Regions from separate parts of the Mus musculus genome. Here regions 2 and 3 are each linked to region 1. The links are chromatin loops, found by intact Hi-C in ENCODE. Cell type or tissue: gastrocnemius. All regions are shown on one strand.

What was found. A loop is a pair of places that touch in the nucleus more often than their neighbours do. Peaks named below come from ENCODE experiments on the same cell type or tissue, not always from the same donor. Only the 100,000 strongest peaks of a DNase experiment are listed, where the experiment ranks them.
Region 2: it touches region 1 in a loop (7-fold over the local background); 29 of 42 quality-filtered maps call a loop at or near these places.
Region 3: a loop joins it to region 1, with 12 times the contacts of the local background. A loop is called at or near these places in 35 of 42 quality-filtered maps.

The regions. Positions count from the first base shown.
Region 1 is chr3:52,258,041-52,266,040 of GRCm38, forward strand. No RefSeq gene overlaps it. Among named protein-coding and RNA genes, the nearest start is that of Foxo1, 6.3 kb to the right of the region's middle. In gastrocnemius, a CTCF peak has its summit at 4,540 (motif pointing right); DNase peaks (open chromatin) are centred at 201, 700, 4,553 and 4,912; H3K4me3 peaks cover 747 bases; H3K27ac peaks cover 1,690 bases.
Region 2 is chr3:52,970,587-52,978,586 of GRCm38, forward strand. No RefSeq gene overlaps it. Among named protein-coding and RNA genes, the nearest start is that of Gm30402, 17 kb to the left of the region's middle. In gastrocnemius, a CTCF peak has its summit at 4,795 (motif pointing left); a DNase peak (open chromatin) is centred at 4,781; H3K27ac peaks cover 203 bases.
Region 3 is chr3:52,754,148-52,762,147 of GRCm38, forward strand. All of the region lies in intron 1 of Gm2447 (predicted gene 2447), which reads left to right. Among named protein-coding and RNA genes, the nearest start is that of Gm2447, 18 kb to the left of the region's middle. In gastrocnemius, a CTCF peak has its summit at 4,598 (motif pointing left); a DNase peak (open chromatin) is centred at 4,633.

The DNA of each region.
Region 1 (8,000 bases):
GGGGGAGGTGGGCAGTGATTTAGAGAAAGGGAATCGCCCTTTCCTGATCTCTGTTCCGTTTTCTGCTTCAGATCTGTATAACTGGAAGATCCAGACCACCCCCCACCCCCCCTCCGCTGATAAGTGCCAATCTGTCTCTCACACCCATCGCCCTACATGGGATGTTTGCCAGCAATTCTGATTCTGTTTTCTTTGGCTCGTAGGGAACTTAGTAGGACAGAGGCAAGAAAGGGTTTTTGGCCTCAGCCACCGGTACAGTGGCTAAAAGCTACTGTCTTTTGAAGCAACTTTCTCACCCAAACACCCCGATTGGGACCCCAGCATGCACACAGGTTCTCAGACCCTGGACACTTTTCACCTGTACCTTATAAGTGGAAATCGGGGTGCCCCTCGAAAAACCATTAATTTGTGTACGACTTCTGAAGTTCCTTAAGGGCGGTTCTAAAGCGATGAGAGAGAGAGAGAGAGAGAGAGAGAGAGAGAGAGAGAGAACCCCTTAAAATTGTATACCTCTATTGACCCACTGGCTCCGGAAAATGCTGGGACATTAAATTCAACTTTGTCACTCAATCACCTCCAGACAAAACAAAAACAAACAAACAAACACTCCAAAAAGTTAGAGGGATTTACAGGAGTGCATAGCTCTCCGTGTACAATGCCAAGACACTTAAAAGGCAGAGGCGAAGCCAAGAGTATGCTGGCTGCTGTCCAGTCAGCTCACTCTGAGCTCCCCAGGGCTTGAACTGCTCAGGTCCAAGGAAGAGATCCTAAAAAAACAGAGAAATGGGGCCAGTTAGCAACCAAAAAATAATTTAAAAAAAAAATGCCAGTACAAGGAGCCACAGGCACCAATTACAGACCATAATCTCACACCTATAAGAACAGTTAACCTGAGCCACAGGTATGATACTCACTCCTTCCACGTGGTCCCAAATCACCCTTTTCCTCCTGAGCAGAGATAGTTGTCAAAAATTAGGCGCCACACCTGCCTTTACTCCTCAAAAACCTAGAATTTCTTTTGCACCTGCTACCAACCCAGCTTACCTGCCCCTCTGTCTGAAATGCATTTTCTAGCTCTCCCAGACTCCACACCGGAAACAAATCCAGGTCCAGGGATCCTGCTCCAGGACCTGCAACGACAGTTTCCTAAGGTATGGGCTGGGACAAATCCAACAGGCTTGGCAGCGTACCACCCATACAGCCATGCCCATAAGGGTTCGGCAATATCCCATAAACCAAAAGACTAGACTAAAAATTGCTCCTCATATCCAGAGGCTGTTAGAAGCTGACATCCTCACCCCATGCCAGTTGGCTTAGATTATGCCTTCCTGTATTCCAAATCTGTACACTTTGCTCTGTCCCCTCCTCACAGACATCCAGAGCTGTATAGACAGCCTGGATGCTCTCTTGAGGATGCTCTCTTCCCCATTCCCCCTGTACCAGTGAGCCAGCTCATATTTGCCTTTGAACAGTCTGATCCAGTGCCCAATGAGAATAGCCAGCTAACCTGGACATGACTTAAAATTCCCCTAGACTCTTTGGGGAGACATCATAAAACGACTTAACCGGATTCGGGCTGTCACACCCTGGCTCCTTTCCACTCCAGCGTGTAGATGATCTTCTACAGGTAGCAGCTGCCAACCACCTCCTATTTGAAGTACACAGAGGGCTTGCTGAGCTCTGCCAAATGGAGGTCTCTAGTAGGATATAGGCTATCTGGTAGGATAGTGGTTCACGCACGGGAGGAAACGCTCAATGATACCCCAAGGGAAGCAGCCATCCTCAGGACCCCTATCCCCCAAACCAAGAAGCCGGTAGGAGAATTTCTGGGGATGTGGAACATTACAAGCTGTGGATTGCTGGGTTTGCTGTAACTGCCCCAGCCCATTATTCTGTCATGGAAAGGCAGGAGACTCGCCTTTTAAAAGACAGAAGCAGAGGAACAACCTTTCCAGAAACTAAAGTAGACTCGGACCAGAGCCTCAGTTTTGGCCTTACCAAATGCCATGTCCGCCATGATTTATCAGAAGAGAAGCCTATTAGCTACAGAAACAAACACTGAGATGTTGGGAGGTGGTTTTTGTGCACTGTGTATTCAGATGCTGACCAGATTTGCCAGGATTCCCCAGAGATGGTTCCCTTGGGAGGATGGATAGAGCCGGAGCAGCCAGGACCAAGACTAAGATGTCAGGTGACGACGGGGCACATGGCCAGGTAGCAGGCAGCATAGTTGGGTTGGAATAGATGCAAGCCTTGCCCAGATACAGTGCAAGAAGACTTTTCATAAATATAAGGTCTCTGTGCCTTTATTTGGAAGTTAGAGTGGGCATAGAAAAGCCAGAATTACTTTTACACTAAAACTAAAACAAAACTGTTAGCCAGGCATGTTAATCCCAGCACTCAGGAAGCAGGTGCAGTCAGATATCTGAGTTCAAGGCTGGCCTAGTCTGCCCTGGGAGTAAGTCTCTGTTCGTGTCTGAGGATACCTTCTCAAGGAGATGAGAGCCTTTGCTTTATCTGCAGGGAGACTGCTCTGACGGTGGCTAAAACTCCTTTCTAATCGATGGGCTGCCCCATCGACTGGATCAGATAATGAACTTGTCTCCACTTCATCCAGACAAGGCCTTAAGTGTAACCTAGAAACTCCACTGAGCCCCCTAACCTCAGAGTTCCAGACAGTTCACACATAAACTAGACTACTAAGCCCATCCTCTCTAAATTAATTCTTAAACCCAGTAGAAATGGGCGTAGTCCTTCACCCATGGCCCTTCCTAGAAAGAGATACTAGTTGAGATACACCCCCTGTGAGATCGTGTTTGGAAGGCCACCCCTGGTTGCCTTGTTTAAGAGACCCTATCATGGATGAGATTAATAATCAATTCTTTTAAAATATCTCCAGCCTCTCCAAAGGGTCCAGACTGCAGTCCATATTAGGGTTCCGGAGACCATCTGTTTCCCTCCTCAGTGCCCTGCCATTTATTCTAACCCAGAACCAAGTGTTCATCAAAATGTTTCAGAAAAGCGGACTGACACATGCCTGGAGACAACATCACCCTGTCCTCCTGGGGACGCCAAGTGTGATACAGGTGAATGGAAGGTCCCGGAGTCACCCTCCCATGACAAACGTGTTCCACACCAAAACCAGAATTGGACCGTCTTGCTTGAACCAGACTTGGGCTAAGAGTCTCTCACAAATGGGACTCCTGTTTGGCTATGTCTATCACCTCCTATCTGCCTGTTGGAATCTCAGTCTCACCGTTACTCATAACTCAGAAACTTATTTCGCTCACACAGGAACTTGGTTTGCCCGTACCACTGGACTAACCCGCTGTATAGTGTAGCCATAATAACCAGGGGAGAACGGCGGGTGTCCAATGTCTGCGTCTGTCTGCTAACTTATCTGTTGGAGGCCCATTTCTCCTCTGATTAGGGCAGGAGGACCCAAGGCAGTAGTCCTTGTCACTTTCATTCCTACCATCACTGGAACAAGGAGGGGGCAGCCCTCCTGTACCTCCAGTGGGGCAGCCAAAAAGGGAGATAAGAGGTGACCTCCTATGGTCCCAACTAAGCATACACTTGGGGGAGCACAACCATACATAAAACTGGCTTATTCTATAGCTGTTTCTGCTCTCACAGGAGACTGATAGAAGACAGGCACATCTTCACTGAAGGTGGCTTAATGAAATCTATGAACATACATTTCTAATCCCACTCCATTGCCAAGGCACGGTATTGCATTGTTTTAGCATACTTTAAAAATATGTCTGATATTTATGCTTACTGGACAGTAGAGGGGGACCCAATCTGGTTTCCTTTGTGGCCATGTTTGAAACAGAGAGGAACCACAAGAATTGTTTTGTTTTCTTTTAAATCTTGTCGGGTGCCTCAAGACAGTGGCCCTGGCTTTGACTCCAGCAGCATGTTGGCCGGGCTAGATTAGATGGAGCAAGGCCCTATAGGATAAACTTTCCTGGGTTCTAACCTCTAGAACTCAGGAGAAAGGATGTCTTTTCTATTAAAAAAAAAAATGCAGTAATGATCACTCTCTGATGGTTATGGAACTTAATGTGATTCAGGATTTAAAAAAGAAGGAGGAGGAGGAGGAGGAGGAGGAGGAGGAGGAGGAGGAGGAGAAAGGAAGGAAGGAAGAAAAGAAAGAAAGAAAGAAAGAAAGAAAGAAAGAAAGGGAGAAAGAAAGAAAGTAAGAAAGAAAGAAAGAAAGAAAGAGAGAAAGAGAGAAAGAGAGAAAGAGAGAAAGAGAGAAAGAGAGAAAGAGAAAGAAAAAGGAAAGGCCAGGAAGGACATGAAGCCAGCCAGCCTGGAAGAGCTGACTACTGAAGCTGTCTCAACAGCCAAGCACTAATGACTGGATAGGCTCTACTTCATTTCTGTATACAAACCCAAAATAATCATGATCGTTGCTGGTTACATTGTGTCTAGGCATCTTTTATTAACCTAAACTGAACTAGTTTTCTTTTAAAAAAAAAAATTTATTTTTGCTTGCATGCATGTGAGAACCATATGCATGCAGTGCTCTCAATGACCAGAAGGTGGCAGCGGATCCCCTGGAACTGGAGTTGCCAGGCGCCAATTATCATGTGCTTTTGCTGTTGTTGTTGCAGGGGTATAGTGTTTGTTCAGTAAAAGGAACATAAATTTGTAATGCCATCCCATCCTCCCTTTGAGTGACATCCTCAGCCACGTCATATGATAGATGTTCTTGTTTCCGGTGATGCACAAATCCGAAAAACAGAAAGAAGACATCTGTACTGGTTGGTTTTATGTCAGTTTGACACAAGTTATAGTCATCAGAGGGGAAGGAGCCTCCGGGAGATCCAGCTGTAGGGCATTTTCTCAATTAGCGATCTAGGCGGCAGGGCCCAGCCCATTGTGGCTGGTTCCAACCCTTGGCGGTGGTCCTGGGCTCTAAGAGAAAGCAGGCTGAGCAAGCCAGAGGACGCAGGCCAATCATCAGCGCCCCTCCACGGCCCCAGCCTCAGCTCCTGCCTCCAGGTTCCTGCCTCCAGGTTCCTGCCCTGTGTGAGTTTCTGTCCTGACTCCTTTTGATGATGAACAGTGATGTAGAAGTGTAAGCCACAGAAACCCACTCCTCCCCCAGCTTGCTTTTTGGTCTTGGTGTCTTCATGCCAGCAATAGAAACCCTAAGGAAGTCAACCTCTAGTGGAGCTTCGTTTTGTATTGCAAAGTTTTTCCAAGTTAGAATCTTGTAGAGCTCAAACATGCAACATAACTAAAATATCCTATTTTGAGTTTGTTGTTGAAACATAAGATTATTTAAAGTACATATGGCATCCTTTTTTTTTCTTTCCAGGCACACTCTTTCAGTCATCTGCTAATTAGAAATTTCATTTTTAAATGTTAAACCTAAGTGCAGAGTGAATCCTGTATCCCCTGCATCCTCAGGAGATGGAGGTAGAAGAACAAGAGTTCAAGGCCATCCTCAGCTACTCGACCAGTTAGAGACCAGCCTGGGTTACACAACCCTGCCTCAAAAACCAAAAATAGAGCATGTTAAACCTTAGGAAATAGAACATTGCCATGTTTTTTATAGGTAGTATTTACTGCAAAACAGAAACATGATATCCTGAAAGATGTGTGTGTGTCTGTCTGTCTTATTTTCTGGCACATGGGCCTTTACATAAGGATGGGTCTTCTGAGTCAGTCAAATCTGATATGTAATAATCTCTTCCTCTCTCTAAAAACATTTAAATGTATATGGGTGTTTGCCTGTGGCAGTTCATGTGTAGTATACCTGCAGGGGCCAGAAGGGGACGTCCGATCCCCTGAAACTAGACTAGTCGTGGGCTACCTCGAGGCCTTATGCCAGATCACTCAGTTCTCTTAACCTCCGAGCCATTCCTCTGGGCCCTGAAATTTGATAATCTCTTGTCTCCTGTTTTCACGTCGTCTCTGACACAGGTAGTCTGCACATTATAGAAAAACACATGCACTCTTAACCACACAGCCATTACCTCTATTTATGTATTCATCCATTCATTGATTTAATTCAACAAACGGCAAGCAGTATGGCTAGTTACTAGAAAATGTAAGCAGATGGCCCAGTAGCAACACAGCTGTAGTGAGGTGAGGTTCCTGCCACCAACCCTGAGGAACTGAATGTGATCTCCAGGGTCCACAAGCTGGAATGAGGCAGCAGAATCAAGAAAGCTATCCTCTGGCCTCCACACACTTCCTGTTATGCTTGCTCATACGTGTGTACAGACATACAGACAGACAGACATGCTAGTAGCCTCTTCTTCAGCCGATCATTTCTTTGTTATTATCCTGGACTCTGTTGGCCATTTGTTTGCCATCACATTTGAACCCCTTGCCTGGATTGAACACTACGGAAATGGGGTGCTTAGATTAGAAGAACAAGAAAACGAGCTGATATTATAAAACAGCAATTGATTCCTTACTTTGTAATTTGAGCATTCACGAACACTAGCTTTCCAACTAAAATGCCTCATTAAAACTTCCTCTCTGCCAAAAATGCACGACCATCTGTGTTCTGCATGGCAGCGTTCTCTTAGTTAATACACATGTCCTGCTCTTTGGGAGGAGCTTTAATATGACAAGAAACAGAAATAAGATAGTGAAAACACATTGTGTTTCACAATGAACGCAAGGTTGAGACTCGTGACACTTCGCTCTCTATTAATTTTATGGCCATACTGAGTCCTCAATGTCACACACACACACACACACACACACACACACACACACACACACTCACAATTGAAATGATAGTGCCCATGAAGTTTGGAGCTCAGAATTGGCTTATTTTAAAAATAGTCCAAGGACCTGCTATTTAAAACAGGTTAAATTTCATCAGATGGTCTCAAAACGTTCAGGCACTAAAAGTGGTATCCACAGTCGGCAGAATGGAAAGCAACATTTTGGCCTGAACAAGGAGAAATCTTTTTGTACCCAGCCCTACTAACTTCACAAAACTTGACTCAAGCATTTAACTTCCCTATCTCTAGTCGGAAACATGAGGGCTGTGTTAAAATGATAGCACCCTTAAGTGACCGGAGAGCTTTCCCAATTGTTCACTGTTGTATCACCAGCAGCATTGGGGAATATCATCTCCAGTGTTTTTATTTCATTTCAGTTCTAGGGATTAAAGCCAGGGTGTCTCTCATACAGGAGTCACCAAGCACACATACCACTGAGCTATAACCACAGCCCAGTAACTGCATGTTATCCACTTAGTATGTCCACGTTTCCCCTCACAGTACTGGGGATTAGACCTAGGGCCTCAGATGGACGTCTCTACTGTGAGACTACATTCCAGCCCTCTTTTTATTTTGAGACGGGGTCTGATTAAGTGTTACTCCAACCGGACTTGAACTCATTCTATGGCCCAGGAATCCTAAAACTTGAGATTCTCTGGCTTCTGCTTTGTGAGTTTCTGGGACTCCAGGCCTTTAGTTCCAGCTAAAACACTTGTTTGGTTTTGAGACAAGGTCTCACTAGACAACCTTAGCTGGCATGAGACTCACTGTGTGAAACAGGCTGGCCGTGGAACTCAAAGAGCTCTGCCTGCCTCTGCCTCCCTGAGGGCTTGGTTTAATGGCTGTGCCACCACACCTGGCTTGTTTACATTTTCCACTAAAACGCCTTTTATGAAAGTATCTAATTTGCTTTTTTAATCCTCCTTTTCTCTTTCTCTTTTTTTGGGGGGTAGGGGTGGGGGTAGGACCTCCTGTAGCCCAGGCTAGTTTGGAATGCACCCTAAACTCCTGATCTTCCTGCCTCCACATCTGAAGGGCTATCTTTCCTGTTTATGCTAGAAGCCAGGGCACGGTGTATGCTCAGCAGACACGATACCATCTGACAAAGTCCCTAGTCCGGTTTTCTTAATCTTGTAAGTGAAGACTTCACTCATCTTGGTGGACTTCACATGACTAGAATTACCACGATGCATGGTTAGCAGGAAGAAGACATACCATCTACGACATCTACTGATAGATACA
Region 2 (8,000 bases), 710 kb after region 1:
TGTCATTCTTCACCTGGCCTTTCCTGTTGTTGCTTAGACCCTAGTAGGGACAATAAGTTGCTGTGTTTTGTTTTCTCTAATCCAGCTCAAGCAACATAACAGAAATGAAAATGCCAACAAGTAACATCCAACAAACCCTCACTTTGTGAACTGGGTTGTTCAATAATGTTTATGTCTTAATCCATTTGGATCAGACGTCCTTTGACAGGATAGTCTATGTGGAGTGGCAGGTGTCAGGCATGGGACACCCCTCACAACAGATGGTCTCTCGGTAAGTCAGACTTCTCTCTTGGGTCACAAGAGCATAGAAATGCCTACACCCCATGTTTGAGAGCCAATGTTCCGATGTCTCTAACCACAGCTTTGTATCATCAGAATATCTCATTAATAATGAATTTCCAACCTCCCTCCTTTGGAATTATCTCAAGATTAAAAACATGAGTTTCATAATGGTGTATGGATATGAGCATTGCCACTATTTTAACTTTTTACAAACTATCTCAATATTAAAAAAAATATTAAAAATCTTCCTCCAAACTAGATAATTATAAACAAGAACACCTGCCACATTGTATAAAAATACACAGAAGTGAAAAGAAATTTCATATTATCGCCTCACTGATCATATCTTTGGGGCATTATATAAATTATATCAAATCTAAATATAACTCTCTTCCCCCATCCCCCACAGTTTAATGAGTATCTGATATTCTGTTTTGAACAACAGAAACAAATGGCCTGGCAGTTTTTAGAAACATCTTTCCACCAGCAAAGGGAAGGCTTCATAAAGCCTTAAAATTACATGCAGTTTTGGAAACAATAGAGAATGTGGAAAACTTTGAAAGCCATGACTAAGATGTCTTTTTGAGGACAGGAACCTAAAGCTGGTTGATGAGAATTCTATCACTGGCATGCCCTCGCTTAACCTTGAAAATAATAAAAGAAACAGTGTCCCAGAGCTGCTTCTACAATTCAACACCCCCGACTTGTACACTGGGGAGTAGCTCTGAGCCTGCACACTGGCCACACCAGATACCTACTTATGTGACTGCACACACTTCTGACAGCTTTCATGTTTCCTTGTGTGAGAAATGTTTAAGTCTGTGCCATTGATATCGAGACACTACGAGGTATAAAGTAAGAAGGCAAACAGTAATATCAAGAAATTTATAATATCCATATCTCTCGGGTCCTGAGAACACCATGTTTACCCCCATGTCTGAGGGCTAATGTTTCGATGTCACTGCCTCGCGCTACATCATCAGAATATCTCACTAATAATGAGTTTTCAACCCCCTCCCTAGAAATTATCTCAATACAATAACATTAATTTCATAATGATGTGCAGAGACTAGCATTGCCTCAAAAATAAGTGATTTTATCACGCATATTAATATTGAATTCACCACAGTCAAGGGAACAAAATATAAGCCAGTAAGGATGGTACGTTTTCAGAACCAAACTTCAATGGGGAAATGAAAAAATAAATTTTATTTCCCTTTGTGTATCAGAAGCTTCAGGAACAGACAATTTCCTGAATTTCCTGTGTTTGATGAGCCCACTGTGAGGGAAACTTAAATCATTTGAGGTCCTCTCCCCAAACTGCCAGGAAGTTAATTTGGAAAGCACATACTGTTTCTATCTTAGTCCAAGAGTCCCCGGAAGCAGCAAGTGACTTGCCCCCTTAACGACACCTCTCTGATGGCTTTAGAATCAGGCTTGTTCCCTTTTTCTCTCTCCTGGCATTGAGGTGGATGGAGGATAGAGAGGAAAGAAAGAGTATGAGATGCATAGACGTGGCTTTGATCTCTGCGCTGCTGCTGCTGCTGCTGCTGGGCTGTCCTTCCAGCCTTCCAACCCTCCTGGTTCCTGCCAAGACCTGTGTCTGCCTTGCGGAGTTGGTATGAGAACAAGCCATCAAAGATACCAAGGGCCCAACTGGCAATCCAAAATGGAAAGTGTGTAGAGTAAAGGCAGGCCTTGGAAGCAGGCAGGAGACAGGACCTCATCGGCTGGGTGGTTCTTTGACTAGGTGCTAGATCGAATGGTTCATAAATTCTTTGCCCCCTCAGTTGGGGGCCAAAGGGCTGAAGGTGGGAGAGGGATGCGTGTTTTCTGAAGAGATATGATGAACCAAGTACTTGAACGATGTTTAAGAGCAAAGACTGCAGCTTTCAGACCAGGCCGGGACATTTGAGCGGAACTCTGAGCCAGGACGTGACACTGTGGTTCCAGGGGCTACCCTTGAGAAAGTATACTTCAGGTGTTTATTGAGTGACTGTGTTGAGTTTTCATGATGGTGGCAACTCTATGGCAGTTTAGGGCTTGCATCCCCACCCAGTAAGCCCCAGTCCCTGCTAGCAAACCACGTAGAGCTAAGAAATAAAGACTATATGCTCCCGGGTGGTTAGCCAGGCCTGTTTTTCCAGCCCCTGCAAACGTGAGGACTAGCTGGGGCTCTGGATAAGTAATCTTGCTAGCTCAGAAAACAGATGAGGAAGATGTGGGCCACCACATAGCAATCAGGAGTTCCTCTGGGCGGGACAGGAAATTACATGTGCCCCTGCCTTGTATTGGCACCAACCCCCTGCAGAGCCATAGTAGGGGTGGCATCAGCATGAGCGTGTGACCAGACACTGGGCCCAGTGGGGCAGCAAAACCGACTGACAGGTCAACACCCACATGTTCTGGCTGAAACAACTCAGGGCGGGCATAATTGTACATAATAGAGCTAAAATATAATTACCTCATTAAAATGGGTTACTAAATCTCATTGTCCCCGAGTGCGAAGAAGGCAGGCACACGTGTGAAAGTGCAGGAAGACGTACACCGAATGGCTGTGAGCAGGAGGGGTCTGAGAGTGCCTGCCAGTGTCACCCAGGTGGCACCGAGGTGGCAAGAGACCCTGGCTCCTCTCAGTCGGGCGGTGTGTGAAATCCGGATCTCATCTTCATTTGGGGAACCTTAGCTGTTGTTCGGGGGAACCTTAGCTGTTGTTCGGGGGACCTGTGTTCTGTCTCTTATTTCCACGATTTGCCCAGACATGGTCACTCCATCCTGCTGTGACGAACTGGCTGTGGCACTGATGGTGACAGAACTCAGAACTGGAACTGGAACTAGGGAAATCTAAGGATCAGAGCGTGGCTCTTCCAGCAGAACTATGCTTGCACTCTGTAAAGTGACTCATGGAAGCGACTGCCTCCCTCCCTGCACAGGACTCAGGCTTTGCTTGGGTGCAGCCCATGGTCCCAGCATGACCCCCTTCGCAGATCATTTCATACTCAACCAGAGAGAATGCCATCGCTCTTACGAGGAGCTCCCCAAATAGGAAAAGCTCTGTTGCTTGCTTCTTTTGGAAGGCTTTGAAATACAAGATTCCTGATGGGACTCCAGCCATTCATACTGCCTCAAGATGCGCATGCACGTGGCCAGGCCTCACCTTGTGAGTTCTCCAACTGGAGAGCAGTCTGACAATTAGCACAAGGCAGTCGGGAAGGAGCAAAGCCAGCTTGTGTCTCTGAGCCCTCACCCACTAAAGTGTCGAGACTAATGAGGCATTTCCCACCCCCCACTAGAAAGCAGATAAATGTTAACTGATGTCATGAAGTGTTACTAACAAGACTCAAAACACGAAGAATGTTGATTGTAGGCATGGCTTAGGCAAGGGGATGGAGAGAGAACAGTCAAAAAGGCGAGAAACAAGAGGATGCATACGCCAGCTTCAACTCACCACACAGAACCCTGACTGTGGTCCATGGCCTTGAAAAGTAGGAAACATCGAGCCCAAGGGGAAGGTTAATTGCTCACCACAGGCCCACTAGCTTTCTTGACATCTCTACTGGATGTCCCTGATGTTTAGTGGTAGCGTTCGCTTCTGGGCCAGATCTGTTTCTATGCATGAATCAATGCTGCTCATTCCTAGGATAAGTTCAGGAGAGCAGAGCAGGAGGAGGAAGAGGAGGAGGAGGAGGAGGAAGAAGAGGAGGAGAAGGAGGATGAGGAGGAAGAGGAGGAGGAAGAGGAGGAGGAGGAGGAGGAGGAGGAGGAGGAGAAGGAGGAGGAGCATTTTAATTACAAGCAATTCAACCTGGCAAATAGAACTCTGAACCTGTCAGAGTCCCGGACTTCTGACCCGCTCCAAGACGGCCATCTGCTTTTGCTGTGGTGCTTGGGGAAGAGGTGCCCATGCAAGTTCCCACAGAGAGAGAGAATCTTGGATCAAATCCTTGGTGCTAACAAAGCCTCCGATCTGAATAAAAGTCTGTTGAGCTATGTAATGGTTCTGGTTTTGGAGCAGGGGAAAGCGGGGTGGTGTGGGAGTTGACAGAACCTGATTTGGGCCCATCTTGATGGAATGTGTGAATTACAAAGAGTCCTCTTGTTCCCTCAGATTTTCTGGTGCAGGCCAGGGTGGGCTGGATGCTGCTGCAGTCCTTTGGAAGGGTCTAACTGGGTTCCTGCTTTGGCTTTTCTTGAGTGCCAGAACACCCCAGAAGCCTCTGAATGGAGGTCTCGAAATGTTAGAAAATACGTTGGCACTCCTTTCCTTCCAGGCTGCCAGGCTAGAGAAGGGGTGGGGGTGTTGTTGCTGGAGGCATAGGAAGGTGAGTGTGATGTCAGCTGTGTCGTTGTGACTCAGCTGGAAAAGTGGCCCCACAGATCAAGCACCAGGCCTGGGACAAGGAGATAGGCAAGGAGGGCAGAGGTGTGTAGCCCAGCCAGAGTCTAGCCTGGCAGCAGCTGCTGAGTCTCAGCCCGGCTGCCATCAGCTATCAGGGATCCTAGGCGCCCCCCTCTGGTCAGTGAGGCAAGGGTTGGCTGCTAAATCCTGGTAGCAGTAACTTGGTATTTGAGCCTCGGTGCCGTTGGTACCTGACTGATAGCTCAGCAGAACGTGACTCCTTCGGCATACTTGGTAACTATCTGCACACAGCAGCGAGCTGTGGAGTTGAGGTTCTGCTCATTCCTCTGCTAACCACCCAAGTTCTATGAAAGTTTCTCAGGCTACTACTGGGTATGAATCAAACTTTGTTTTACACTAAGCTTAGGCTCGGGATTAAAGAGTTTTAAAATAAGCAAGATATCCACCACACGAGAAAAGTGCTTCCCTACTTGTTAAGGCGATAGAAACAAAGACAAACCTCCTAGAGGGAAACTGGTGCATCTAGTTATAACCTGGATTCTCATTTTATCTCAAAAAACCTGGGGGCTGGAAAGCAATGTGGCGTATAGCACCTTCCTCTTACATGAGGCAGTACTCCAGCTGTAAAATGGAAGACTAGCTCATCTCCAGTGTGTAAGATTCCAGGATCTTTTACAGATGAAAGTCATGTGCTAAAATCCAGTCAGAGCCAGCAGGTTCCAAGTCATCTGATTACAGACAGAAAGAAGAGAGACCCAATATGGCAGGAACCTCAGCGTGCTGTGAGGGTGTGGCCTGATGCACCAGTGGATCCTAGCAGCTGGCACCGCAGCCAGTAGTTCACAGAGAGACTGCCTTCATTGGCACCCATCTAATAGCTGAGGGCTGAGGCAATGAGAGAGGAGACACAGCGGGGGCAAGACAAGGAAATTATCTTTATTATCCATCCTTTGTAAGGAGGACATGTCTTTGCCATGCTTCCTTGTTAAAAAACACTAACGGCAAAAATGCAAACAGCATATTTCCAAGTGGATCACACCTCGGAGAAATAAGTCTAACTCAAACATGGAGAAGTAGATGAAAATACATAAAGCAAACAACAAACCGACTGAAAACAAAAATTCATGATTGCTGCAAAGGCTTATTAGCTCACAGATCAAACATCACAAAGGATACAGATGATTGCCAACGGCATGAATGAAGTTCTCATCTTAACATGTAGAATGCTTTACACAGTAACTACACAAGAGACTTCATTTCTTCATTCTAAAGAGGACAATTTACTATAATTATTGTATGCCAGAACAAGTACGCATAAAAAAATGCAAAGGATTGAAATACAGGATGTATTTTTGATGCAAAGAAATATAAAATGACAGAAATATTTATGTTTGTAAAATACATGCAATTAATCCAGGAAACATAAGAGATCACTATGGAAATTAGAAAATGTTTGAAGTGAGATCGACCAATGATAGTGAGCCCAGCCCCAAAGGTATACATCTGTGCCACAGCTCCTGCATCCCAGATACATCTGCACCACAGCTCCAGAATCAGGGATACATCTGCACCACAGTTCCCACATCACAGCTCGCACATCTGTGGCTCAGGGAACATCTCAGAGGATGGGGTGGAAAAATTGTAAGAGCCAGAATACCAGGAAGCCTCTGCTATAACTGGCGGGATGAGCAAGACCAGAACAATGGCAATCTTAGTGGACATGCTAGTGTGAAGGCAGGAGGAGCTCCCTACCCTAGACAAAGAGCTACAGGAGACTCAGTTCAGGGAGACCTAGAGTTAACCCCTCCCTCCCCAGGAAGAGCCCCTTAGTGATCATTCAATGCAGTGGCCATTCTTGAGCCCAGATACACACAAACAACAAAATCCAACTCAGTGGGCTATGTTTTTATAGGTTTGTGCACACAAACACACAACAATAGGAAGCAAAAAGAGGCTACCAGCTTGAGAGTGTGGAGGACATGGGAGGGGCTTGGAGGAGGGCAGCTGTGAAGGAGAGGTAGGGGAAAAGTGGAGGGGGGCAAGTAAAATAATTCTATTTTAATTCAAAAATAGTTTTTAAAAATTTAAAAGTAAAAAGGATAAGGAAGACATAACATATAAAGATCTATGCATACAAGAAAAACATAGATGGAAGTAAAGATTAACATGTTAAATGGTTATGTATATAAATGAAAATATCCCTTTAGGACCATTGGACAAGGTGGAAAAAAAAAAAGACCAAGTAAAATACAAAGTAGAAAGAAGGAAAAAATGAAGACAGAGCAAAAGTGAATAAAACAATAAAAGGCAACAGAGAAAATAAACATTTAGTAAGTTTCTTCTTTGAAGTGGCAAACTAAAACAGAGGCTGCAGACTGTCATCACAAGGTAAAGGGATGCTGGAGGGATGCTGGGCAGAGCATCACAGCCCTAAGTTTGGATGAGCAGAGCCACATCTTGAAACACCTTGAATTTACCAAACAGGACACAAAAAGAAATAGCTAGTGAGATGGCTCAGCTGTTAAAAGTACTGGCTGCTCTTCCAGAGGTCCTGAGTTCAATCCCTAGCAACCATATGGCTCACTGCCATCTGTAATGGGATCTGATGCCCTCTTCTGGTGTGTCTGAAGAGAGCTACAGTGTATTCATACTCTCTCTCTCTCTCTCTCTCTCTCTCTCTCTCTCTCTCTCTCTCTCTCTCTCACACACACACACACACACATTTCTTTTAAAAAGAAAGAAAGATTTATAGTCTAAATAAGTAGTAGAGGGCAAACAATATAAATGTATATGCAGGAAACTCAAACCAGAGGAAGCACGGTGAGTCAGAAAGGCGTCTGCATGGCTATACTCAACATGCATGAACTCACTCCTTCTCATTGCAGAGCAGCACAAACTCTGCCAGTGTACTATAAACCCATGAGATCCATACATAGCACAGAGAGAAAAACCACAATGTTTTGTATAACCTGTAAGGAAAGATTATCGAAAATTGTTTGGAATACAGTAAAACTACCTTAATTAGAAAATATTAATATGCTATGATTTTGATTATCAGAAAAAAATCATAATACATAAATACATGATTCATACTAGTATATAATTAAATTACTTTCCTGGTGGCAAAGCTATAACCTTTGCATAAATATAACATTTTTTGAAAAGTTTAGACTGGCTCAGACTTTACTGTTTTTAGATGTAAAAATCCCAAACTCTTTGCCAGAAAATTATATATCCCTTGAAGCAAGCAAATGTTTCATAGGAATACTTTTGCCCCTATCTGGAATTTCTTCCAGTTCAGCTTATGTATATAAGCTTAGTATTATGATGTGTTTTTATGTATTTTTAGTGCAAAATG
Region 3 (8,000 bases), 500 kb after region 1:
TTGCTGGGAACAATACTAAGAAAATATGTTTTCTAAGAGTGAGTGTATAAAACAGGTAGAAAAATAGAAGCAAATTACCTTAAGTAAAAATGGTGAGAGGGGGGTGGAGGCAGCATCTAGGTTTAGGTGAGAGACATAATTCTAACTGCACAAGGCAGACCAATGTTGAATTCCGTGATCACTATTTTATAAGCAAATGGCAATAAAAAGGAGAAAGGGAGGAGGAGGAAGGAGGAGCACGGTACAGTGGCATGAGGCACCATTCTGCATTGTTAAGGTTCTAAACCCCAAATTTCCAAAAGGAGGAATTTCAGTGTCACTTGCTCCCCAGCCCATGGCGATAAACCTCCAGAGTGCATGTCACAGCCCCAAGTGACCCTGGTTGTGTCAGCAGCTCCACTGGGTGTATGACCTTTGGCACAAATAAAATGTATTTACTCATGCCTGAATTCCAGTGACAAGTCCCCTTAGATAAAGCTCCACTAGGGGCCACCTGCCCTCAATGACCTGCAAGGCTTTCAGGACCAGCTTTCGTGCTCTGCGCACCTCCTACCGAGGGCTGCCTCACTGGAAAGACTTGACTTCCAGCACACAGGGAGGGAGGTGGGACTCTGACTTCTACAGTCCATTTGGCTTTGCTTCCCTTTGAAGCCATTATTGAGAAGCTTTCCGAGCACGGATCTGCAAACACAGACACCAAGGAATCCTGGGCCCAGAGTTCAAACAAAAGTGTAAGGACAAGTGAGGTGAACGGTATTGAGATCCCACGTAGACCTCTCCTATTCAAAGCAGTCCTTCCTTGTCCTCACCCTTTGGAGAACGTTTGAAATGATGGAAGTTGTATTTGAGCCTCCACTCTGAATGCTTCTGCAGGGTAGAGGTTCCTCCGCGGAGCTTGTGAGGGTTAACTGAAGCAACAACCTCTTTTATGTCTTTACAAGTAGTCTGTTCTCCATTTTACACATGAAGAAGCAGAACAACAAGAGTTTAAGTCACGTGGGAAGTAATACAGCTGTGAAGTGTCCATCCGAGACATCGGGTCAGAGCAGGTCAGGAAATACCCACTAAATCAGATTAGCTGCACACTGCTGTGGGCTTGTCTCTCTCAGAAATCTGTGAGGAAACAGTCCTGGTACTCCCTAGCATTATCATGTTCTCTGTCAGGTTCATGGGGTGTCTGTAGTTTGTTCCTGTAAAGCAGGGTAGGCCACTGTTTATCTGCCCCGGGATCTTTACAATCCAAAACTGATAGCACAGTTTATACCAGGGTGATGGAGAATACGTCCAGGAGAACAGGCTTTATAAACACCCAGTCAATACCGAGCAAAGGACAGGTGCTGTTTGCAAGACCCTGAAGACTGCACTCTTTAGGCAGAGGGTCAGAACACTAGGCATGCCATGTTCCAGTGAGGGTCCAGTGTCCTGACGGCAGGGCTGGAGCTAAGTCACCAAGCCAAGGATTACACCCAAATTGGTTATTTTGGGGCAAATGGGGCAGATTCTAGACACTCGCTACATACAGTATCAGCTGATGTTGCTTTGTACAAAAATGTAGTTAGATGTATCCTTTGGATTGCATTTTTCCTTTACAAGGAAATGATGTCAGATTCTGCTAAAATAAAGCAATGGCTGCTCTGCCTTTATTGTGCACATTCCAACGCAGACCTATTTATCCATCTTTACACTCTTTAGCCTTTGTGCTTGATCCCTGGAACCACGAGGAACAGGAGGCTGAGAGTATTGGTAGTAGTATTGTTGTATCTAACAAGACAACAGGCATAATAAGTCTGTAGTGAACAATGAACTACGGTTAACAGAGATTTGAGCGTTCACCATGGGACAGTCAGTGAGCTGTGTGTACTTCTTCAGTAGACTCCAACATGCCTGTGATGTATGTGTGAGTATCACCCACAAGCCAAGTGAACTCTGCCAGGCTACTGAAGCACTTTAGGTCCAGCTTCGTCCTCTGTTTTAGGAGCTGGGAGGTAGCTGTAATAACTGGGTTAAGGCATACAGTAATTGCAAAGACTGCCTGGGTTAATACCTGGGTGGCATTTGGAACAGTGCCGGCATTCATAAATGCCCAATAAACACTGGCTAGTTTGTGTATTTATCTTAAGATAACCTCTCAAGTCATTTGAGGGATCAAGATTGGAACTCAAACTGCCTGACTTCAGATCCTGTGTCTCTGTGCACAATTTGAAAGCGTAATCAAATAAGTGAGGAAATAGCCGGGAGTCACGTGGCTATATAGTGGCAGGTTTCAGGTCCCTGTCACTCAAGCCTACAATTTCACTGTCCAGTCTGAACTTCCTGTGTGCATTAGCTGTCCAGTACTCCGACAAAATCCCCTGATTAATGAACTCAGAGTGAAGGAGGGTTTGTTTTCATTTTGTCTCACAGTTATGGAGATTTCAGACTGTGACCAATTGGCTCCGATGGTTTGGAGCTGTGGTAAGGAGGGTGTGGTAGAATAAACTATTTACCCCATGGCTGGACTGAAAAAGCACAAGAAGGGCAATCGCGAGTGGTCAGAAGTGGTTCCCACCTTTTAAAGATTCCACTACCTCCCAAGAGCACCATGGGTCACTTTGCTAAGCCGTAGACATCCTCCGTGCCCAGGTCTGCACCTCTATAGGAAGAGGCGGAAATGTACCCTGCACGTGGTTCCCACCTCTTCCCTCCTCTTCAGACCACACCTTCTTCCCTGCTGGGAAGCTTCTGATGATGCCCTTTTACAGTTTGGTCAGAGCCAGTTATGATGGGCACTCAGTCCCAGCACTCAGGAGACAGGGGCAAGCCGAGGGTCTCTGACTCTGAGGCCAGCCAACCTGGTTTAAGTTCCAGGACAGGCAAAGGAGTCTACTCAGAGAAACCCTGCCTCAAAAAACCTAAACCCAATGCAACCGAAACAAAAACCAACAACAACAAAACCAGATTGCTGGCAAAGGTTACATTCTGTAGCGCATGCCGGGGTGGGGATGGCGGTGGGCAACAAACAGCAGAAACAATACTAAGTAGTACTTGGAAGGTAGTGTTGGTTTATAAAGTGTGGCATCATCCTTCTCTTTTGGTCATTGGAATAGCCCTGTTTTGGGGTTACTTGTGTTCTTGGGGTTCAGAGGAACAGAGCTCCAGTTTGTATCGGGGTCTCCTGAGTATGGGTTCTGTGTACTTTGTATGACAAAATCTTTGACGCTGTAGTCAGAGACCACTTGATCCTTGACCTCAGGACTATTTCATGACATTTCTAGTGTAGATTTTGTTATGCTTGGGGAAGTTTTAGTTTAAGCCTTCCCCCAAATAGAGAGACAGGACTGTTTGTTTTTGGACCCTGGATCCCGGGACAAGGGACTGAGGTGCATATATTACATATCAAAGCAGACCTGGCCTCTAGGTCCTCCAAGAATCTCTCAGTCCATACCTGGCATACCCTGCTCCCAACTTGAACTTTGCAGCCCACAGGTTGGGCTACCATTCTCCTAGAGGCTCCTCCCTATATTATCCAGACAGTTTGGCCTCCCTCCTCCTCTTCCACCTCCTCCTCCTCCTCCTCCCCCTCTTCCTCCTCCTCCCACTCCTTCTCCTCATTGTAGTCCTCCTCCTTCTCTCTCTGCCTCAGCCCTTTCTCTCTTTTTCTTCCCCTTCTCCATGGCGACTCCCCTGGCCTGTGAACTCTCAAGAGAGCAGCTTCTGTTTAATATATCTAATCTGGCTTGGATTGGCTCATTTTACCAGCAGAGAAATAACCCATCAAGGACATGCTGACTTAAATTATGTCCAAAGCATGGATCTTGTGATTCCTTTCCCAGATTTTATAAAAGAGGATTCACTCAGAATATTACTGAATGAAGTATGAGTTCTGTAGAGAGCTATTCATTCAGGATCTTCTAATCATGGATTCTAACAGTCATTTTATTCACTTCAATGTCATTGTCTTTTTCAGATGATATTTCATTTCAAAACCTGGGCTCACAGCCCCCTTCCACAGAACTCTGTGGTCTCTCTATCCTCCTCATTTTGTCTTGCTCCATGGAGGGAGGTTTGTTTTGTTTTGTTTTGTTTTGAACCCAACTACTTCCTCTTTGATTTGGTGGCAAATTGACTGTCTGAGTGAGTAGAATAATTACTTCCATGGCAATGGGTGAAGTTAGAGACAGGCCATTATGTGAGCATTACAGAGAGACAGGGGCTGAATTAAAAAAAAAAAAACAAATAAATAAATAAACCCCAAACCAGTAGCCTTAATAATGGCAGGATAGAGAGAGAAAATTACTGGCATTATAAATTGCTTTTTTTTTTTGGAAAAAAAACTTTATCTTCTAAAAGGCTGTGACAGTTGAAAAAAAAAATCTCTCTCCAGTTTTAATTGTGGATAATTTTGTGAAAGGAAAAACCTCTCTATGAAAAATGGTGTGATGAAATGTGTTTAGTTTGACTTTGGCAAAGCTCTATGTCACTCTGAATGACTGCTTCAAAACAGACACAAATAATATTTGCTATTACTTAAAAGTTTGTGATAATTTGCCTCCGAAGAAAAGGAAGAGATTGAGAATCAAAGGTTGGGCCCTGAGTCTAGCTCCTCCCTAAGGAAGTGTTGTGTACTGCCACCACGTGGAGAGCCAGATAAAGAGTCTAGCATGGCCTTGCCTATCTGGGACTGAGCTTCACCTCTTTGGAAGATGGACACACACCAGGAAGAGAGGCAAGAAGACTTCAGTGTTGCCAGAGCAACTGCTAGGAGACACCTTGGAGTTCAGATGTCACATCTCAACAGGGATGCAGGTCAGTGGTAGAACATGTGCCTAGCATGCACATGACTGTGTTCCCACCTCAGCACCAGCAAGAAAAATCACACGAGAACGCCACAGCTGAATCTCATTTACACCAACCTTTAGTATAATTTGAGCAAGCATTGCTTTCAAGTTCCACAACACGTTATAATTAAGCAATTAGAATGTAAGAAAGAAAGAAAGGAAATTTAATAGAACAGGCATTTCATGTGTATTTTAGCCCAACAGCAGGCAGTGGTATACTGGGGTGATTGATACACTTTAAATATTATTAAGCAGCTTCACGGGGGGCCTCAGCCAGCCAGTAGATAGCAGCTTCTGCACTGGTGTTTAAGACACATGGGCCCTCAACTTCTTTTTCTGGCTTTTCCAATGGCCAATGGAGAAACAAGACACACTGGCTCGGCAAGAACAAGAGACAGCACTGAAATCAGCATCTAAGAGTTCAGTATACTCTGGGACCATCAAATGTAGATGACTAACATATCTCTTCTGCCAGAAAGTTCTCAAGCCTTTGGGAAACCAAGGAAACCTGCAGCTTCCCTGTATGTAGGCTTCACTGTGCAGGAGGCAGCAGCACACACTCGGGGAAGGGCCCAGACCATAAAGGAGCTTGGGTTCCAAGGTCACTTTGCCTTCTACTAGCCATGACAGTTTGATCATTCACTGTGTTCCATTTTTCTCGTTTGAAATAAATTCTCATGGCAATCATATTACCTCCTTCAGGGAGCTTGTTTGAGGCTAAATGAGGCAGCTCCTAGGAGCAGAGCGGCATAGGAGGCAGTAAGTACCAGGCACAAATGTTTTGAAAGCTTAATGCTTAAGTTCACCAAGGGCTGAATCGCGATTGTTATTGATACCACTCATTTGCTCATTCTTTCATCGGACACACATTTGTTTAGCAGATAGTATGAGCCTAGCCGTGAGCAGCCAGCACGTACCTAAACCTGTCCAGCACAGCCCTTCCCATGCAGGAATGTAGACGTGCCGACAAAAAAGTTACAGCAACACGGGAAGCGCATAGGTGAACATTTCCATGATTATACATGTTTCATGCCTGGAGACGCTGGCATGTGATGGACAGCAGACATGGAAGGCGAAGAGGGTCCTCATGAGCCGCACTCAGGAGAGGAAGGAAGGCGTGTAAGTTAGGGGGAGGGGCTATGGAGGCCAAGGAGTCACGGAGGGCACTGGAGGGGCCACTGAACTGTTCAGTGTGTTCTATGGTCTTAATTTTCTTTAGCATGAAATATCCCCCCACCCCAAACAAAATATGATGGATAATCTCAGCATATGAAACAGATAAAAATATAATTTTATCCGGGGACATTTACTTTATAATTTCACGTTGGTGGCAGTTACAAAGTCAATCAGTGAGAACAATAAGCAGATATTAATTAATACACAATTAGTAGTTGTATATGATAAACTCAGCCTCATATATATACATATTTACATATATATATATACATATTCTAATTGGATGATATTGAAAATTCTCTGATTCATTCTGCATTGAAAAATGTACCTTTTTAAAGGAATTCAGTTTGTAATCTCTAAATATGCTTAATTGATATGGAAGTATAAATAGTAGTGAGCTTGTTTTATTTCCATTTTAAATCGTTATCCATCAGCACCATATTTTCTTTTTTTTTAATTAGGTATTTTCTTTATATACATTTCAAATGCTATCCTGAAAGTTCCCTATACCCTCCCCCCTTCCCTGCTCCCCTACCCACCCACTCCCACTTCTTGGCCCTGGCATTCCCCTGTACTGGGGCATATAGAGTTTGCAAGACCAAGGGGCCTCTCTTCCCAGTGATGGCCGACTAGGCCATCTTCTGCTACATATGCAGCTAGACATCAAGCTCTGGGGGTACTGGTTAGTTCATATTGTTGTTCCACCTATAGGGTTGCAGACCCCTTCAACTCCTTGGGTGCTTTCTCTAGCTTCTACATTGGGGGCCCTGTGTTCCATCTTATAAATAACTGTGAGCATCCATTTCTGTATTTGCCAGGCACTGGCATAGCCTCATACGAGACAGCTATAACAGGCTCCCTTCAGCAAAATCTTTCTGGCATATGCAATAGTGTCTGGGTTTGGTGCCTGATTATGGGATGGATCCCTGGGTGGGTTAGTCTCTGGATAGTCCATCCTTTCGTCTTAGCTCCAAACTTTGTCTCTGTAACTCCTTTCATGGGTATTTTGTTCCCTATTCTAAGGAGGAATGAAGTATCCACCCATTGGTCTTCCTTCTCCTTGATTTTCTTGTGTTTTGCAAACTATCTTCGGTGTTCTATGTTTCTGGGCTAATATCCACTTATCAGTGAGTGCATATCTAATGACTAAAGCTCAAATCTAAGTGGATCAAAGACCTCTGTATTTTTCTTATCATGTATATGAAAATTGAATGACAAAGCACTACGATCTTAGTCTCATTGCTAAAATGATCCATAACACAATATTCCTGAGGTGTGAGTTGCTCTGTCCCTCTCTGTAGATTAAGCTGTGGTAGGGCTGTGTTCTGAGGAGGTATGCCTGAGCTGGGCTTGGTCCACATGAAGAAGATGTCATAACCAGTCGGAACTGGTAGATTTACAAACAGCAATTTGCTTCTCACGATTCTATAGGCTGAGAAGTTTGTGATCAAGGAGTTTGCAGGTGTGTCTGGTGAGGGTTCAGTCTCTGCTTCCAGGATGGAACCTTTCTTCCTGTGCCCACCAGATGGGAAAAACGTCATGTCCTCACTTGATAAAAGAAGGGAACGACAAGCCAAGGAGACACTGGTCCTCCCAAACTCTTTCAAAAGGTTCCTGACCCCAGTTGTGTGTATGGGTCCCTTAATCATCTTTTAAATACCACCCCACCCTTAATAACATCACGATGGAGATGAAGAGCTAAAATAATTCACTCAGTCTGAAGTAGATTGTGATGCATGTTCTGAGGCCCAAAAAGTATTTTATACTGAGCAGATGGAATGAAGTAATTTGCTAAATTCTCAACAAATAGCAGATTTTTAAAAAGCCATTATTACTGTTTTTATTTACTACAAGTTTGTGTGAAAAAAAAAAAGCAGTAGCCCTAGACCCCCAAGCCATCCCTGAGTGTTGCCAGCCAACACCGTATTTTACTGACCTTCCTGTGTCTACTTTTCAGTTGGCTTGGTTGGGGCCTGTCACATAGCAGGCTTAGGAGACACTGTTGAC